2 separate regions of the Homo sapiens genome follow, and region 2 is linked to region 1. A link is an interaction called in ENCODE POLR2A ChIA-PET data of the cell type or tissue named here. Cell type or tissue: IMR-90. All regions are shown on one strand. Region 1 overlaps KIRREL1 (kirre like nephrin family adhesion molecule 1). Region 2 has its middle 26 kb from the start of SMIM42.

Region 1 (2,500 bases):
CACACCACAGGTCCCAGCCTAATACTTCCCAGAAAGGGAATGAAGCAGGGAGTAGGCAGAGTCAGGGGGCAGGGGAAGGGCTGTGGGAACTGATGTAGAGGGCTGGTGATGGTGAAGCTGGTGAAGCCCCGGGAGAGACCTGTGGGCAGGTAGGAGGCAGCTCATAGCATGGCCATGGAGCCAGGAGGCATCAGAGCGTGAGATGGTGCCAACCTGGGAATGCAGTGTGGCCTGTAGGGAAGCAAGGTTCTAATTGGTCAGCTGCTCTAGGACTTTGAGGAGAAAAGACTCAGAGATGTCCCTTGATTGGAGGAAGGGCGAAAGCAAAAAGTAGCATGGGGCATTATTGAAAGGGTGTCAAGAATGGGACTGCTAGAATGAGGAAGCAAACATAAAGCTGGACACCCAGACAAGGAGGAGCCCTGGAAAAAGAGGGGAAGGGTAAAGAGGGGGCCTCCTTCCCTGGAGGCCATCTGATGAGGGTCGATGGGCCAGTTTGAGAACCATTTGTGGCAAGCGTTTAAATCCCAGGCTGCTTTTTGCCCCAGTACCTGGTATCCAGCCATCGATTGATGTGCTACGAGAGAAGATGAACCAATTTTATTATTAGCCTGAACAAAACATAATTAGGAGGAGAAATTTGCTTCTGCTGTTGCAGTTGCTGCAGCAAAGAAGTTACATAAGGTTCATTCGGATGACTTGGGAACACCTTCCCTACTTCCCTATTCCTGTTCCCGTTTCTCTGGCTTGAACCAAGTAAATAGAGGTCCAGAGCCTCCACTCTGCCCTCTAGAAATTCCCAAGACAGAAATGTGCTCAAGGAGCAGATCTAAGACCCTCAGCCTATAGCGGACACGGAACAAGGGCACAAATCGAATAAGTCAGTGCATTGTCATGATGAACATGTGGACAAAGGCAAGAAAAGGGAGAAGGGACAAGAGAGAGGAGCAGACTGGAGGAGAAGGAATAAAGAGCTGAGGCATAGCTCTGCTCCTGTGATGTTAGAGGAAGGGAAGGTGGAAAAAAAAGGCATTGAATTATTCTCAGACAATTTCAGAAGGACCAGATGGATTCTGGAAGGAATTAACTCTGTTATGTCCTGTACTAGTATCATTACTACACTCTAAGATGGGCAAACGAAAGGATTTGGAGCATTTTGGCAGATACTCTTTGGGTGATTGAGAGGGGGAGGTAGGAGGGCATGGCTGTTGGGGTGACTATATGGGGGTCGCATTTGGGCTGAAAGTTAAGGCCACAGACACATCCCAGGCTGAGCTCCACACTGACCCCCTTAGACTGAGGCTTTCACTCAGGGCACTTAACTTGGGTGGAGGGAGGCAGGAGTGGAAACTCCAGGCCTAATTGCTAGGTCTCTCTCAGCTCTTCCAGGGAGCACGGGGCAGGAAATTCCTCAAATTCCAGGCTTGTAGGATCATTGCTGAGCTTAACCGCAGAGCAAGAGAAAGAGGCAGGAGAGGCAGAGAACTGCCTTCTCTCCATCTTTTTTTCCCTTGCAATTTTAAAGCTGCAGCAAATCAGAAGGGTTTGGAGGGGCTGATGGCTATGAGAGAGGCCCCAAGCATAACACCCCCGACCCCGGTAAAGAAAGTCCCAAGTCTGGGAATCCCAGAGAAATTAGTCCTGAATTGAGTAAGTTTGAAGTCAAAAATAGACTGCTGTGGCCCGGGATAAGCATTTTTCCCAGGGTGAATTTTTTTAGTTCTTCAGAATAGCCAGTGGAAAGGAAGTTGCTTTAGGAGCAAGAACTGTCTTGCTGAAATAAATGATGGCTGTGCAGGGAGCACATTGGAAGGGGTCTTGGGGTGGACAGAATTTCCTTTTGCTCTAAGGGTGAAACCAGTCAGGTCTCTCTCTTTCTGAGCTCTCCTCCCAGAGCACCTGGTCAGGATATCCCAGTCATCACCTCCGGGAAGATGATGTTCCCTGGATAGCCCATACATTTTCTCACCTCCATACCTAGCTAACACTGCTGCATCAGTCCCAATGACCCCACTTCCCATCCTTTACTCTCTGAGATCTGGATTTGCCTTCAAGATGCACCCCCCATGCCACTTTCTTAAGGTAGTCTTCTCAACTCCCCCCAAAGAATGAACTATTATTTTTGGGGGGCTTCCAAAGCAAATTGCTTTGAAATTCCAAAAGATCATACATTCTGTTTTAATCATAGTGGGTTGTTAAGCTCCTGCACTAGACTATAATGCTACTTGTGGATAGGGACTATGATTTGTTTATATCTGTAACTTCCGTCTCTTGCCTCTTTTCCCCAGCATAGAGCAGAATGACTGCCATACAGTAAATCAAAAAAAAAAAAAAAAAAAAAAGCCGTTGAGTGAATATCCCAGTTATTTGAGTGTGGATTATCCACTTGGTAGATCCCTATAATTAATGTTTAACTCAAAGTCTAGTTTCTCTTCCAGCTCAGCTCCTGGTACTATCACGTAATATGTGCTCAGAGAATGCAAACAGTTTTTAAATATTA
Region 2 (2,500 bases), 83 kb after region 1:
CTCAAGACAGTTTACCGTAGCCTTTTTTGTACACAAGGGACACCCAACATAGTCAGAGAGGAAGACAGGATGTAAGAGCTGAAAAAATACTTTCGAAATAATGCAACCCATTTCCAAGAGGGCTAGAAGTCACGGCACAGGAGCTGCAGCTGAGGAAGGGTGCAAGGTGCCATGGGGCCTGGGGTTTGGAGGCATGTAGCCAGGACCAAGAACCTATAGGTAGCCCAAGGTGAATCCAATCCAGATGGGAATGAGAGGCCGACGTACAGGTATATTTGGAGGCTGCATTGAGGTAAGTTGCACTGGCATAGGTAAAAATGGCATTGATAGAATACAAAAGCAAACAGAAAAGAGTAGGGAAAAAAGACCAGGAGAGGAAGCAAAGTTGTGCAAATGTGGAGGCACAGGTGAATACTATTAGGCCAAGTGGTGCTGGGGCGCTTCCTATGTTATGTGTCCACCTGGGATACATTTATTCATCTCCACATCCCCAGACCCCAGCACAGGGCCAGCAGGTTCTTTGGGACGAGTCTGTATAGGGCACTACATAAGGCCCCAAGGGCCTAAACCAACTCTCAGCCACAAGAAAGGCCACAGGACTTTGTCCCTGTGTATTAGGCCTCTTTCTGTGATGGGAGCCCCAGCCCCTCTAAGTCACCTCCAGCCTGAGGATAAGTAATAATGACACAGCCCCTTTATCATCTGGCTTTGCAAAGTTGTAAAAGCCACCCCCTCATTGTGAGGCATTTGTGTCACAACAGGAGCTATTGGCCCAGGCATAAACACACTCCTGTGTGAGTTCAAATTTCTCCATGAGATGACCCCACATCTTTCACTTACTTCACAACCCTCCCTTTCACTTACCCTACATTTCAACACAGTTAAATGGAATTATGCCTTGTTTGTGGTATGCCCCTGAACTTTCCTCCCTCTGTGCTTTTGTCCAAGCTCTTTTCTCTGCCTGGAGTCCCTTTACTTTCCCATTTCTAAGTTTTACTTATCTTCAAGGCCCAGCCCAAAGGCCATCTCCTACAGGAAGCCTTGCCTGACTCATTACTCACCTTCTATTCCTCTCTGGAAGTCTCGTGGGTTAGCTATTATGTCACTGATCTCATCTCATTTATAGCCCTTCTGCTTTGATAACAGGATGTTGTGTATGACACATTAGCACTTTCCTCCTAAAAGAAGGTCACTGAGAGGCAGAGAGCATGTATCATTTATTTTAGTATCCATCACCCAACAGAGTGCATGTAGTTTCTCAGCATGTGCTGGAGGAATGCAGGTATGGAGGGAAGGAAAGAGGGAGGAGAAGCAAACCATAAACACAATACATAAAAGGAATTTATCCTAGGGGAGTTTTTCATGTGCATCTGTGTGAAGAGACCACTAAACAGGCTTTGTGTGAGCAACATGGCTGTTTATTTCACCTGGGTGCAGGCAGGCTGAGTCCTAAAAGAGAGTCAGCAAAGGGTGGTGGATTATCATTAGTTCTTACAGGTTTTGGGATAGGCAGTGAAGTTAAGAGCAATGTTTTGCGGGCAGGGGTGGATCTCACAAAGTACATTCTCAAGGGTGGGGAGAATTACAAAGAACCTTCTTAAGGGTGGGGGAGATTAAAAAGTACCTTCTTAAGGGTGGGGGAGATTACAAAGTACATTGATCAGTTAGGGTGGGGCAGAAACAAATCACAATGGTGGAATGTCAGCAGTTAAGGCTATTTTTACTTCTTTTGTTGATCTTCAGTTACTTCAGGCCATCTGGATGTATACGTGCAAGTTACAGGGGATGCGATGGCTTGGCTTGGGCTCAGAGGCCTGACAGAGTTCATGCTTGATAAAGTAGTATAGCATGGTGATTAAAAGCATGGACCTTCAAGTCGGTCTACCAAGCCGATAGACATGACCAGTACTTATTCATATTGAATTCTCTGAGTTCCCTGGCTGTTAGACAAGGCCAAGCTGACTATAAACAGAAGTGGCATGTCACTTCCAGACCAAAGCATTTAATTGCTCGTGTGAGATCCTCCAGCATTGTCTTCCTCTGCCCTAGCGACAGGAGCCCATTTATTCCAAATGGTATGGCTTTGTCATAGTGGAATCTGTCTGGCTGGGTCCCGAGCCCTTTAGCCAACCCATGGTGAATATGTAGTTTGAGGGAGAAATGAATCTTTGTTAAGATATTGAAATTTTGTGGTTGTTTGTTACTGCAACACAGTATATCCTATCCTGATTAGTACAGGTAGTGCTAAAACCCTGCCTTCTCCATTTGCTCCTTGGGTGAGTTACTTTACCTCTCTGCATGTCTCTTTTCTCCTCTGTGAAGTGGACTAGTAATAGTTACTATCCCATGGAAAATGCTTAGCAGAGTTCTTAGCAAGTGAATACCCAGTAAAGGTGAGCTTTTGTTAGCCTAGAGAAAGGGAAGCAGTGGCCATCTGTCCCTTTCCCTCCTTTGCCTCTTCCTTAGAGACATCAGGAAAGATGTCTCCGTTTGCCCAAGG

The links. ChIA-PET counts read pairs that join two places held together with the same protein. Peaks named below come from ENCODE experiments on the same cell type or tissue, not always from the same donor. Only the 100,000 strongest peaks of a DNase experiment are listed, where the experiment ranks them.
Region 2: POLR2A ChIA-PET joins it to region 1 with 8 read pairs; 3 of 35 experiments call an interaction of 5 or more read pairs at or near these places.

The regions. Positions count from the first base shown.
Region 1 is chr1:158,018,281-158,020,780 of GRCh38, forward strand. The region is part of intron 1 of KIRREL1 (kirre like nephrin family adhesion molecule 1); the gene reads left to right. Among named protein-coding and RNA genes, the nearest start is that of KIRREL1-IT1, 6.0 kb to the right of the region's middle. RefSeq lists enhancers at 1,057-1,742, 1,279-1,573. In IMR-90, a CTCF peak has its summit at 1,278; a DNase peak (open chromatin) is centred at 1,411; H3K27ac peaks cover 2,457 bases.
Region 2 is chr1:158,101,072-158,103,571 of GRCh38, forward strand. No RefSeq gene overlaps it. Among named protein-coding and RNA genes, the nearest start is that of SMIM42, 26 kb to the right of the region's middle. In IMR-90, no CTCF peak of the experiment used is centred here; a DNase peak (open chromatin) is centred at 1,090.